Regions from separate parts of the Homo sapiens genome. Here region 2 is linked to region 1. A link is a contact called in ENCODE Hi-C data. All regions are on one chromosome and are shown on one strand. The core of a region is the stretch at or near the end of the contact, and the rest is flanking DNA. Distances in the headings are between cores, read along the strand shown.

Region 1 (7,146 bases), core at 2,335-4,834:
GCACCGCTTCAGGAGGGAGGCACATAGAGCAGTGAGGGAGGAAGGGGATACCTGCCTAGCCAGCCAGATCAGCCGAATCAACCCTGGCGATCAATGGAGTGACAGATGTCACAGCCAGATCACCCTGCATCCATTTTCACAAATCTTAACAATTACTCCATGGCATGTTATGAAAATATTATTTTTGCTCCTTTGGAGAGCTGCACAGCCTTCCATTATGTGTGTGGATAGGCCATAATTTATTCAACCAGTTCCCTCTCTTGGGTTGCTGCCAGTCCTTTGCTTATTACAACAGTGCAATGATCACGCTTGTGTGTGTTTTTGTGTTTTTGCTAGCATGTCTTTGGGAAGGACTCCTGGGCAGTCACTGCTGCTGCCCCATCTCGGCAAATGCTCGGCAAGCCCCTCAGGCTGGTTAAGAGACATCGAGTGCTAACCCTATCTTCCACAGCTTCTTTCCACACAGTTGACCAGGCTTTGCCCGCAGAGGCAGCAATAAGAAGGTGGCCTCTACCTCACTGTGGTCCTTCAGATCTCATCCCAGTGCATCTTGTTGGGAGCACCTAATGCCTAAGCAGAATTCTAGCTGCAAAGGAATCTGGAAACATAGGTTTTAGTGTTCTTGTCTCTGTCATACAGGAAGGCTCACAGTGGGTGGGAGTGCCAGGCACCACATCCAGCTCACCAACTTCATTCCTTTCCTTTACAAATGAGAATACTGAGTCATGGAAGGGTTTTATTTGCTTAAGATCACAGAACTGGTTCACGGCCAACAGCCCCAGCTTTCGCCCTTCACTGTCTATGCAGTTTGTCCCTGGTGAGTTAGACTTTCATTGACCAAACACCTTAGTAAAACAGGAACCATTCCATACACTGTGAGCTTTTTGTTTTCTCCATGTGACAAAACACACCCCTTCAAAGCCTCCCTTTGGATGTATTATAATCATTGAGTAACGTTGTGGGCTGAACCCTGTCCTGCCTCCCCTTCCCCAATTCATATGTTGAGGTTCTAACCCCCGGTACCTCAGAGTGTGACCGTGTGGGGAAATGGGGTCTTTGCAGAGGTAACCAAATTAAAATGAGGTCATCAGCGTGGGCCCTAATCCAATAGGACTGTTGTCCTTATAGGAAGAGGACACTGGAACACAAACAGTAGGGAGGAAGATGATAAAAGGACACTGGAATAAGACGGTCATCTACAAACCTGGCAGAACCAGGGACAGGTCCTTCCCTCACAGCCCTCAGAAGAAACGAACCCCGTCAACACCTGGATCTCAGATTTCTAGCTTCTGAAACTAAAACATATATTTCTATTGTTTAAGCCACCCAGTCTGTGGTGCTTTGCTATGGGCCCCATAGCAAACTAATACAGTAACTAAGATCTGGTAAGAAAAAAGAAACACGTATCCAGGAGACCAAAGTAGCCTCTTTTATAAATTGCTGCGTTCAGTGTTTCTGTCCACATTCATTTCTGCAGCTGCCTCCCCTCTTGATGTTTCTGGTAAGCAGACTCTGGTATCTTCCCCTAAGAGGGACTCTCTTTCAGAAAATGCTTCCTGCATCTCGCATAGTTCAGAAGCCTCTGGAGTGGTGAATTGGCTGCAGCTTCCAATGGTGATAGCATCACCAGCCCTCACAGAAGGGCAATCTGAGCACCTCAGAGCTTTTGCCTCATTGGGCACCCAATGAGGATTGTCTCTCTCTTTTCCACCCTTCCTCTTGGGGAGCTGTGGCCATCTTACCCTAAATGTATTTTCCCCCATTTTCAGAGGAGGCAAATGTGGCATGCCAAATGCATTTTTAGTGACTGAGATCTTAAACGTATTTTCCATCTGTGCTAGGTCATTACGTCGTTAAACCCCTTGATATTTTAATGATTTTTATGGTCAAGCGATGCATAGGTTTGTTCAAGTTATTATTCTCTACATGTGCCATTGCTCATAAGATGCTCCAGCAAGAGCCCGCCGAAGGCTCATTTAATACATGGCACTGTTCTCAACGTGTCCTTTCTCGGCAGCCCAACCCCGGCACTGGCAATGGTCACAGCAGAGCATATCACACCAGGCTTTGGGTGTAAAGACGGAGAGTACAGTTCAAATGACGCCTGCAAATCCCTTCAGAAATTGCCGTGTTGGAGACCCTGACACCATTTCTCACTAAGCATAGGACGGGCTCTCTCTCCGGTGCAGAAGCAGAGTGTTGTCTCTTCAGTAAAGCCCCAGGACAGGACTGGCCTGTGTCTAGGGGCCATGCTAGTATTATACAAAGGCTTGCTAGTGCTCACGTATGAGAATGAGGCAGGAACCAACATCTATTGGGAACAGCAGATTTATATCCCCTTATTGAGTGAAATGGGCAGAATTGCCTACACTATTTAAATGTTCTCTCTCTCTCTCTCTCTCTCTCTCTCTCTCTCTCTCTCTCTCTCTCAGTTCAGCCTTACTAAACATACAGCAGTGTACAGCATGGCTGGATATAATATGGCAGACACAGACAGGACTGGACAATGGTCCAGGATACCCAGGTTTCAAAGTCACAAGCCTTTCAGAGATTGCTAATGCAAAAGGACTTAGGAGGCGGTAGACTTAAAGCAGGTAGAAGTCCTTGCCTTCTCTGGGCTTCAGTTTCCTCACCTGTAAGATGCATGCTTTTGAGTAGGATGATCCCAAGGCTCCCTTCTGCACCCCCTGACATTTGGTGAGTTTGCAGCCGAGAAAGACTGGCCACCTGGGACAGCCTCAATGACCCAGTGGCCTCCTAGAAAAGCACCAGCCCCCTCCTGTCTCCTCCTGGGAATGTCATAAGACAGAGTTTGGTAAGAGTAAGAACAAAGATGAGAAATGGCTTCTCTAGAGGACGCCTGGAAATCCATTCTACTTGCCTCCTGTGTCTCTTCAGTTGAGCAGATCTTAATCTAGCACCTGCTAAAGACAGAGTGCTGAGTTCTAACCCCTGGCACTTCAGAGTGTGACTGTGTGGGGAAATGGGGTCTTTACAGAGGTAATCAAATTAAGATGTCAGTAGGGCGGGCCCTAATCCAAGAGGACGGTCATCCTTATAGGAAGAGGAAAATGGGACACAAACAGTACAGAGGGAAGACAATAAGAAGACATTTCTTATCATTTAATAAAACAATCAAACTTATATCAAGGTTGGAGTTTCACAATGTCAGGGACAGTTCTCAATGGGCTGTGTTTGTTAGGTACTGGAAAAGTAAAGAAGTTATATAAACTGTCCCTGACATTGTGGAACTCCCAGTCTTAGTATAAGTTTGAATGTTTTATTAAAATGGAGAAAACTGAGTGTTTGGTTTTGGTTGGGGGTGAAACCCATTGGGAACAACTCTATGGCATATCAGGGCTTCTTTCTGAATGAATTTCTAGATTTACATCTCTTCGTGGCTGTGGTCATCATTAGTGCTGTTTACCAGATATTTCCAGTTCCCTTTCTACTGAGTAGATAGTAGATCCATTTGTCTTTGAGCCACTAAAATTAGGTGTGGCTATGTGGCTTGCTTTGCTGATGAAATGTGAACAGAAGTCATGGGTTTCGCTTTCAGGCAAAAGCCTGAAGAACCATCACATGCTCTCCCCGTGGTTCCTTTTTGGTGCTACGGTAGTGAGTAATAATCTAGAGGGTGGAGGCTGGCTAGCCTGTGTCTCTGGATGAGGATGAAGTGGAGTAGAGACCTTGCTGATCCATGAGGGACATGGAAGATGAGCAAGAAACGAGCCTTTGTGGGTTTAAGCCATGGAGATTTACAAAACCTTTTATTATTGAAAATTTCAAATATATATGTATATATACAATACAATATATATATGCATATATATAATATCAAACCTGTTGTACCCATTACTCAGCTTCAGCAATGATCAGTGCTCAAATATCAATGATCAATGTGTAAAGCCTCTGTGATTTGGAAATTTTTTGTTGCTACAGCACAACCCAGACAGACCCCACCGAAAATGAGAGGAAAGAATGTGGTTTTACAGAAACATGAGACGAGCGACAAGGAGCTAAAGAGAGTGGACACAAAATGCTTGAGATTTGATTTGTATGCTCTATTTTTAAAAATGTGTATGCTTTTAGTAATTCAGGAGAGCTGAACATCTGCTTGAATTAGTTGAAGTAAAAGATGCTTGTCTTAGTCCATTTGGGTTGCTAGGACAGGAATCCACAGACTGGATAGACATTTATTTCCCACAGTTCTGGAGGCTGGGAGGTCTGAGATCAAGGCGCTGGCAGATTTGGTGTCTGGTGAGGGCTGGATTTCTGGTTCATAGAGAGCGCCTTCTCCCAGAGTCCTCTTGTGGCAGAAGGGGTTTCTTTCATAAGGGCTTTAATCCCCTCCATTAAAGGGCTCTTCAGGGCTCTGTCCCCAAGACCGAATCACCTCCCAAAGCCCCACCTCCAAACACCGTCACCCTGGGGCCTAGGATTTCCACCTGTGAATTTTACCTAGCATTGCTGGACACTCAGAGTGGGCCTGCTTTGTGGACTCCTGTCCCTTCATCTCCACCTAAGGCCACCTCCTCCAGCTCACCCTCCAGCACTCCTGGTAGCTGGCACTTAGCTTCTCATGAGCTCTGCGATGTGTTTTCTGTGGAGAGAGATGGAAGCCCTGTGGCCTTGTGCAGGGACCTACCTCAGCTTTCTGGGCCCGGCTTTGCACATCTGGCCTCATGAAGGACGTGTAGCTGCTGCGGACTTCAGGGGCAGCTCCAGAGAGTTAGGCCTGCTGAACGGTTAAGTCCTGTTCTTTCCACAGAGCCAGTTTGATGTAGTGCATTTTAAGTCACACGGGGACCTTGAGGCACATGTTTTGTTATCCCTTAGGTATACTTGTTGCAATGATAGTAGTGTAGCAAAATATCCCAGCAAAACCTCCACTGGTGGCTGAGCCCACTGAGGACCTGTGTTTGCTGGGTTAACTTTCTCTCTGTGTAGTTCCTAAAGGACCGGAGTGTGTTGCCCAGCTACCCATGCTTTTCTGCTAGTCTACTGGACTGCCACGGAGCTGGCACTGCTACTGTTATTCTGATTTTGTAGTGTAGGTAATTGGGCAAGTCTCCCCTCTACTCTTCTTTGTAAAAGTTAATTATTTCTCCATTGAGTTTCTCAAAAAGAAATCCAGTTGGAATTTTGATTAGCATTGCATTAAATTTATAGGTTCATTGTTCATATAACTAGGTCTTTATAAATGTCATCCAAAGTAAGTCATCTTACATGAGGTCATCCTACCCAAAATGTGGAATGTACTCTATTTATTCAGATCATTTTATGTTTCCTTATTAGAATTTAAGACATGTTTTTAGAAGTTTTGGGTATTCTTGGCTATTACCTAGATATATTTTGTAATTCTTGCTGCTATTGTAAATGGTATCTTTTTAATAATATTTTTCAGCAGTTATTGTGGGTGGACAGAGATGTTGTTGATTTTTGCAGGTAGATTTTGTGTCTGGTGAACTTGCTGAACCTTCTGAGTTCTAATTGGTTTGAATCTGTTTTTTCTTTTTCTTTTTTTGAGACAGGGTCTCTGTCACCTAGGCTGGATGCAGTGGCACGATTTTGGTTCACTGCAACCTCTGCCTCCTGGGCTCAGTTGATCCTCCCACTCAGCCTTTGGAGTAGCTGGGACCACAGACATGTGCCATGATGCCTGGCTAATTTTTTGTAGAGGTAGGGTTTTGCCATGTTGCCCAGGCTGGTCTTGAACTCCTGAGTTCAAAGCAATCTGCCCATATCAGCTTCCCACAGTGCTGGGATTACAGGCATGAGCCACTGCACTGGGCCTGAATCTGTTTTTTCTAAATTGACAGGTTACTTTGTTTTTTTACTGCTACAGTAAGAAGCACCCTCCCCCAACCCCAGTTAATCTCTGTGATAGGTGGGGGTGGGGCTTAGGGGAAGGGTGACTCACTAGACAGGAGTTGAAAATGCCTGGGTTTTTGTGACACTAACATCTGTGTCCTCCATAGATGGAGCTCACATCACGGAGCTCATGAGAAGCTGAGTGCCAGCTACCACACACACATTCAGACATTTGCTGTCGGGCCACGGGCCATGCTGATGGAGAAAAGGTAGCCTAAATTCTCTGGTAACGGGGGTGAGAGAGAGAGAGAGAGATGTGGCGATGAAAATAAAGAATAAGGAAAGGAATAGCGACTTCAGGGGACTTTGCCTGGGTTGGGGCTCAGGCCGGGGCCTGGGAAGTATGAGAGACAGAGGGTGATAAAAGGGCATCAGGTGTTAGAGAGCAGCTGGACCAGAAGACCCACCATCCGGCAGCAACACCCAAAGACCTTTGGTCACATAATGTGGGGACGGGGAGGGAGGAGCTCTGGCACTGGAGATAGCCTTGGGCACCTGGCAATGCCCTCCCGCCCCTTCCCCGCTGACTAGTTCACAGAGGCCTTGCCCCATGCCACTGCACTGCCTTGACACTGACACACAGCACTGCCGGCCCAGGGACTTCTCAGGGTCCAAACCTCCTACATTCCCAGGGCTCCCAGAAATCAGAGCTGAACCCACAAGGCACACAGAGCTGGGCCTCTGAGCTGGCTCCCAAAAAGAAGTGTGTTGAGGGAAACATTCTCAGCAACATTGAGAATGTTTTCACTGGACCACTGTTTACCTTGTTTAACGAGAAGCTGTCACTAAGCATTAAGGTTTCTTTGATTTGGAGACTTCTCTGCACACCAGAGAACCAGTGGCATAGGGTTGCCTCCTGCTCTGCACAGTGTCTTCCGGGGCTGCTGGTGGCAGGATGTGGCGGCCTGGTTCAACAGCTGTGATTAGTGACCCTGATTGTAGCCGCTAGCTGAGTGATTGTAAAATCAGGAAGTGAGGAGGGTTTTGTGTTCCCTCCTGGCCCCTCCTGCAAGGAACTCTGGATGGAAAGGTGAACTTGCTAAGTGCAGTTGTGCTTTGCTGACATCTGCTCCCGTTTTTGCCCCTTCACTGCTTTTAATGAATTCTGGGTTCAGGCACCCTGAGCCCTGAACGTATGGAATCTGTCCTGGGAGAATCTGTTTGTTTTATAGAGGTGGTGATGAGCAGAGGCATCCAGGCAGGTCTATTCATGTGGGAAAGCAGAGAGTTGCCCTGGATCCTACTTAAGGCCAGACCCTTCAGGTCTCCAGA
Region 2 (7,146 bases), core at 2,688-5,187, 730 kb before region 1:
AGGCAAGCTGGGCTTGTCTGCTTTCCTTTGAAGCCCACTTTAATTTTTGTAGTGATGCCAAATAGGAGAAATGGAAAATGGGAAAGAAGGAAAAATGACTCAGAAGCTTAACAATCCAGGGAGAATCATAAATACACTTTCAAGGAACTCAAACACTGAAACACTGAAAGCATGGCAGTCATTTATACTTTGTTTTGATAGCATTTCTTTTTGTTTTGTTTCGTTTCTGTTTTTGAGATGGAGTCTTGCCCTGTTGCCCAGGCTGGAGTGCAGTGGCGCAGTCTCGGCTCACTGCAGCCTCTGCCTCCTAGGTTCAACCGATTCTCCTGCCTCAGCCTCCCAAGTTTCTGGGACTACAGTCACGAGCCGCCACGCCTGGCTAATTTTTGTATTTAATAGAGTCCAGGTTTCGCCATATTGGCCAGGCATTTCATGTCCCTTCTTGGAGCTGGTGATTGGAGCAGATACTCTCACCTGTGGAAGCTCTGTGATGTCAATAATTTCGTTTCTTAATAAACCAAAAGCCTCCATGTTATCTGACATAGATAAGATTATTCCAGAATGACACCCTGAAAAATAAAGGTTCCATCTGGATGTGCTCAGAAAGTAAATAAACGTAGCCCCAGGGTTGCAGTTTTGGATCTCTTCCATTAGGCATGGTCAGAAAGGGTCAAGGCATTCTTTAACTTGAGTGGGTAAGAGTGTCTTATAATCCCCATGGTTCGGTGGACATCTGCTGTTCAGTTCTAAATCTCTGATTGAGATTGATGAGGAGAATCATAGTGTTTTCAGCGCTTAACCTAGCAAGGGCTGTTGACCGTGAATGTTCTCTCTGAACATCGTTAGCTTTGCTGTCTCTGTTCCCATCGTATCATGTTAAGTGCAATGAGGCGGATGCTCTAAATGGGAGAGGGATGTCTGAGTGTGTCATTCTTAGAGGTGACTATTTTTAAATGGTGTGATTAGTCCACTTCGTTATTGGTCACTTGCATGGTTTGGAAAATAAAGTGATGAGAAAACTTTAACCCATTTTTCTTTGTGTGTGCTAATGTCTTTATTCCAAAAAGGTTACATAGTTTAATAGATGTCTCTAGAAATTGACTTTATCATGTTCGTACGTTCTATGAAGGATATTAACTTAAAGTTTGCTTAAATTGGTTATTATAATAAGATAATGAAATAAACAATTTAATGCCTGGCAATGCAAAAATAAATGAGTAAATAAACCAAAACTCCACAGGGTCCCTGCTGGCTCACAATCTGTTACCTTTTATTGCTTAGAAAAAGAGCTGTTTTGAATCCACCACTGCATCTACCCTATGCACTACGTGGGGTAGTGAGTAGTAAACAACCAGGGAACCATTTCATCCACCGGTAGGTTTGGGATTAGATCACAATGGATTTTTAAAAGATAGTTGTTTTCTCCCACTGCTTTTTTTTTTTTTTTTTTTAACCTCTGAATAAGTGCAGCATGCAATAAGAGCTCCTTCGCCACTTCCATCCCCAGGACACAACTTTGTTCTTATACTGGGAAAATACTGTGGTTCATTATCCAAGGTTCTAAGTGTTCCTTTTAATCTTTTCCAAACCCCTATAGTCACTAATGGTGTATCTTGTTGTCTGCCACCAAAATTTAAGAATATGTAATAAATTAAGGATGGTTCTGCATTGCCTCTTATCTGACTAGCATCTGTGGGTGTCAGCTGCCAACAAGTAGCTCGGGTGTCTGGGCCGCTCCTGAATGGTCACAAGCTGACACACTGTCTTCTGATAAAAGGTACCTTCAAATATGCATGCAATTTTCAGTATAAATTTTGTATGCTTAAACACTTCCTGTAAGAGAATCACTCGACCTAATAAAATGACTTCACTGGGACTTTTTTAAAGCTGGATATAAATATCACTAGAAATTATATAGCTACCATAAATACTTCACTCTGAGCTTTGCTGAGCATGTTCAGAATGTGTCTGGCCACATTTGTGAAGATAGTGAAATCCGAGCTTGTCCCAGAGGGAAGGACATGGCGGGGAGGTGTTTAGTCAAAGAGGGTCGCCAGTCCTCCCTGGGAAACTGTAAAGTAATGGCTAAACCCCAGCATGGTTTCAATGGTGATAAAGGAACGGTCGTTCTTTTAGTTCTTATCTAATCAACTATTGTCGTTTTTATAATACGTGTACATAATCTCATTTAAAAGTCTACATGTCTGAGTTCAGACATACCTTGCTAAGACTCATGTTCAAACAGAATACATATCTGTTCTCGAGAGAGTATGAATATGTGGACAGCAAGACAACAGAAATCAAAGCATTGTCATCTTTTGTACTTTAATGAAACATTTTATTCTGATGCTGTACAAGGTGCTAAAAAATCTATAGCTGAGATAACATTTGAATAGAGTGAAGTATTTATTTTATTGCTTTAAAGCTCCAATTGTAGAAAAAGCTTAGCCTGTAGTTGTGGCGGTGGAGGTGGTGGTGGTGGTGGTGATGGCAGTGGTGATGGCAGCAGTGGTGGTGATGGTAACGGGGAAGGTGGTCAGTGTTGAACCTGAGACAAGTGATGTCAAAATGCTGAAGTCCTTCTTTAAGATCAAGAGATGACTCTCACCTCATGCACATTCCTTTTTATTTTGTACAACACCGATGCTTACAAAGAGATAAAATAATACAATTTTTTTTACTGTGGTTTCACATTTGCTATTTTATTTTACTGTTTTTAATTTTACAATGAGATCTTGATGCCGGGTTTCATATACGTAACTAGCTGTCATTAATTGCTTAGAATGTGTTGTGTCCGTTTCTTTGTTTTGTCATCTGCTTGTCTGATAGATCAGAGAGTGGAATGGTTAACAGAGGAATCACTGAGGTAGGGGAGGGTGTTTCAGACTAATTGATGTGGATACTGAGTATACAGTGCTGATTTGGTGTCTGTTGTATTACCATTTTCTAAGACTTCCTCCAAGGTGTCTCTTTGTTAATATGATGTCTCCCCATCCTGCTGGAAAACCCAGCTTAATAAACAGAACAAATGTGACCCCTCACCTTTTCCTGACCTTAATCCTCTGCAATTAAGTCAGATCCCTTGCTGCCATTGTTGGATTGCTCCCGTCATGTGCAGATATATACTCACGGTCCCATAAATCGTTCAGAATTAGAAGGCGTGCTCTGCATCTGACCTGATGGCTCATATACACCCACAGCCACCACAATTGGCAAACAGTGGTGGTTTATTTTGAGGTTGGTATAAGAGGCTGTGTCCGATGGCTGTGAGTGGCAGCTAAGAACTGAGATTCTCATGTCATGTGGCCTCAACTCTTGTCTCCTCTCTCAGACTGCTCACTAGAAGCTCAGCCCAAATATGTTAGAGGTGGGAAGCGTTACGGACGAAGGTCCTTGCCCGAGTTCCAAGAGTCCGTGGAGGAGTTTCCTGAAGTGACGGTGATTGAGCCACTGGATGAAGAAGCGCGGCCTTCACACATCCCAGCCGGTGACTGCAGTGAGGTAAGGAATCGGGCATGCACGTTCATCTGGATCATGAGTGTGGAGCCCCACGTCAGTGCAGCACAGAGACAGGGGAGCTGAGGGGGTTGATGGCACGATGTGGGCTTTTCTCAGTTACCAACTCCTTGCTAATCTTATTACTTGCCTTTTGGACATATATAATGTTTCTATCTTTTGAATGTTTTTACCTCGTTTCAGCTTTTGGAGAGCTGACATTTCTGTGCATGCGTCATGTACACATTTAGAGTTCAGGTATTTCCACATCATCTGAGGTCTCCCACTTCTAGTTCTTGAATATCTCTCTCCTCTATAGCATGATCATTTTTAGTTATTTAAAAGGCGAACCAGCTCCTCCCCCTCCCTTGCCCCAAACTATAAAACAGCATCTGTAGCAGGAAATGAAAGCAACGCGTTCAGGCATTTTGAAAGCCTGCATCTTATCTTTTGTAGTGTGATAAAGCAGCTCGAACACTTGGTTTTTGCCTCAAGATACTGAGCCTGGGGTGCTTTCCAGTGCCCAGCAGTTGCCATGGTTCTTTCTGCTGGATTCCTTGCACCCAGGCCTGTCTCGTTCTCCAGCATGTGGAGAGTCGCCAGCCTCCCTCATCCCCCATCTTTTCATTTTGCATATTGCCATAATCTACCAATAAAGGAGGTTCAGTAACATTTTCTTTATTCTTTCTTTATGGCTCATTTACCAGCATCCCATTTATAGAACATGATTGAAAATGCCATGCTGAGCAAGCTGTAAATATTTCTTGCAAATCCCAGCTCAGACTGGGGCTACAGATATTTCAGATACTAATATAAATTGGAAAAGAAACAAAGCGCCTCAACTTTCTGAAAGTGGTCTGTAGATTGCCAGTGGACTCTGTGTGTGTGTGTGTGTGTGTGTGTGTGTGTGCGCGTGCACCTGTGTGTTCATTGTGGTCTAACATCCATGTTCAGCTTACTGAAATCTACAGGAAGCTTGCTCCCAATAATGGCCCCAGCAATCAGACATCCAGTGTCCTCCTCAACTTTCCAGAATACCCCAAAATCCAAAAATAACAAAAAAGAGCCCAAGTGTTGAGCCCAAGTGTTGGCAATAAATACGGAAATTTATAAGGACACATGACCAGTCTGCTGATCGGGGTCTGCATCATTTTTTTTTAAAAAAACAAATGACACTTGTCCTTCACCACAAGTGAAGCAGCAGTGGCAGAAATGTTATTGAGAAGAGAGGGAGAAAAGCAACTAAAAGAGAGAAGAGAGAAAAAAAAAACCCACAAAAGTGGTATAAGAGTAGTGTGGATGAGAAGTGACAGCTGAAAATAGAAAAAGCCAAAAGCAGAAAAAGCTGAGAACAGTTTCAGGAGTCCTTCTCCTTTCTTGGGTCTCTTTGCGAATTGAGATAGGGGTCTTTCCCCAGTAAAACACATATACTCATATGCACAAAAATTTTACATATACAATCTCAGGGATGCAAGTAATTTACATACTTCAGTTAGTACAGTGTTCGTAATAGTTTTCTTATTGTCAGGAAGGGTATCATAAAGTCTGTTCTATAACCCTGAGTGGTGTGGAATGTACTTCTTTATGAAAAAAATGGTTAAATGTCTCAGTACTTGAGCAGGTAAGTTTTTGTTATTTGGAAAACACTTTTAAGTTTAATAACTCATTTCCCCAACTATTTCAGTCCCCAGGGTATTATTTGGTACTAAGAAAGTAAATGCTTACTTTTTTTTTGACATGAGTTTCTAGTCCTCATCTAGGAATACGCAGAAAGCTGTTGGGCAGAGCTGACTTTGTTGCTGGCAACATGTTTCTTATATCCTTGTTATATGTTATCTACTGGTGCCCAGGGAGATTTACTATTTTTAAAGTGAGACTTTGATTTCATGTATAAATAAAGATAAGAGTTGAGGCCTGAGCCTGGGCAAAATCTTGTGGCTTATGTCTCAGTAAAATGGTATTTTGGGAGTATCATTTCACCCTTGATGTACTTACAACTTCCCTTAACTCCTCCAGAAACCTCTTAGATATGACCTCTTGATGCTATACACAGAAGCTGTAGCATTCACCACCCTCCATCAGCAGAACTGCAAATAGAGGCCCGGAGAGGGTCATTTCTCTGGATTTCTGTTCTCAGCGAGGACTCCAACTGACTCAACTTCGCTATTCTGTTATATCCCACACCAGAGCAATGCCTGTAGGAATACAAGATAACACCTTTGTACCACACCTTTTTTAATTACCAAAAGTGGACTCACACCAAAGCTCATCCAACTGCTTTCTTGCCTAAAAAGAAAGTGTTTTGTAAGCTGAATTGTGCCTGTCAGTTTTCAAATCACTTCATCTCTTTAAAAAATTAAGTTTCAGTGCTGGGCATGGTGGCTCATGCCTCCCAGCACTTTGGGAGGCCAAGGCAGGAGGATCACTTGAGCCCAGGAGTTCAAGACCAGCCCGGGCAACATAATGAGACCTTGTTTCTACGAAACTCAAAAAAATTAACTGAGCATGGTGGTGCATGCCCTTTGGTCCCAGCTACTGGGGAGGCTGAGGTGGAAGGATTGCTTGAACCCAAGAGACAGAGGTTGCAGTGAGCCGAGATCGTGCCACTGCACTCCAGCCTGGGTGACAGAGCAAGACCTTGTCTCCAAAAAAAAAGTAATAGCTTCACACAAGACATTTTCGATGTTCCTGTTGGCGGTTAAAAAAGGCAAAGCCCAGCTTTGCACAGCAGCTGTGGTTATGGGTCACACTCACTGCCTTCACACCTGTGTATGCAGGAATCTTGTGGTACAGCCTTGTCAATGCATCAGTCTTGTTACTTACTGTTATGGCAAGACAGCATTCCTGTTTCTGGTCAGTTTCCATATTAGGCTTAGCAGTTGAGGGCCATTCTGTTGGCCTATAGAAGTTCATGCAATGGGCAGCACAAGCTTGCTCTGGAAACCTCTGTCCCTTCTACAGAAGCTGTGCAGGTCTCTTAGGAGACCCAGTGATCTTGCCTGTTCTAGAGTGGCCCCCAGCTGCAGAGTGTGGGAAGGAAAAAAAATTCTCAATGACGTGTGGGATTGATTTCTTCCTCTTATAATGAATTCTGAATCTGACAGATCTTGTTTTTTGTTTGTTTGTTTTGTTTTGTTTTGTTTTCTTGAGATGGAGTCTCGCTCTGTCGCCCAGGCTGGAGTGCAGTGGCGCAACCTCGGCTCGTTGGAAGCTCCGCCTCCCAGGTTCAAGCAATTCTCCACCTCAGCCTCCCTACTGGCTGGGTTACAGGCACATGCCACCATGCCTGGCTAATTTTTGTATTTCTAGTAGAGACGGGGTTTCACCATCTTGGCCAGGCTGGTCTTGAATTCCTGACCTCATGATCCACCTGCCTCGGCCTCCCAAAGTGCTGGGATTACAGGCGTGAGCCACCGCTCCCGGCCTCTGACAGTTCTTTATTGTACTGCTGGCCGCTTTTTTCTCCCTTTTGGTTGCTGGAAGCCCTTCTGTCTCCTCTCTTTGGGGATGTTGGGAATTTATTCCTTGGGCTCATACTTAATCTCGGGGCTACCAGGCAATGTGGAAAGAGGGACTGGGGCCGAGTCTCCCCTGATGTGACTATTTCATAAGGAGTAATAAGATGGGGATCTGGAGCCAGGTCTTCTTTGT

Evidence for each region. Hi-C counts contacts between places; a loop is a spot of excess contacts on that map. Pooled maps may share reads with other maps.
Region 2: a loop to region 1 is called in a map with no recorded cell type, with 21 times the contacts of the local background. The contact joins two enhancer-like sites. A Hi-C loop is called at or near these places in 3 of 37 single-sample maps with no recorded cell type and 2 of 50 pooled maps.

The regions. Positions count from the first base shown.
Region 1 is chr14:50,061,554-50,068,699 of GRCh38, reverse strand. The region is part of intron 2 of LINC01599 (long intergenic non-protein coding RNA 1599); the gene reads left to right. It also overlaps the pseudogene RN7SKP193. Among named protein-coding and RNA genes, the nearest start is that of LINC01599, 40 kb to the left of the region's middle. RefSeq lists enhancers at 3,376-3,735, 4,106-4,155, 5,711-5,920, 6,391-6,460, 6,951-7,130. Within about 2 kb of position 3,584, at least 8 of the 41 ENCODE cell types and tissues checked have a DNase peak (open chromatin) inside an H3K27ac peak, as active enhancers do.
Region 2 is chr14:50,789,067-50,796,212 of GRCh38, reverse strand. NIN (ninein) reads left to right here. Exons shown (of 31, transcript NM_020921.4): 5 at 3,332-3,501. Among named protein-coding and RNA genes, the nearest start is that of NIN, 39 kb to the left of the region's middle. RefSeq lists enhancers at 4,088-4,137, 5,504-5,643, 6,084-6,193, 6,524-6,573, 6,614-6,663 and a silencer at 4,880-4,939. Within about 2 kb of position 3,937, at least 11 of the 41 ENCODE cell types and tissues checked have a DNase peak (open chromatin) inside an H3K27ac peak, as active enhancers do.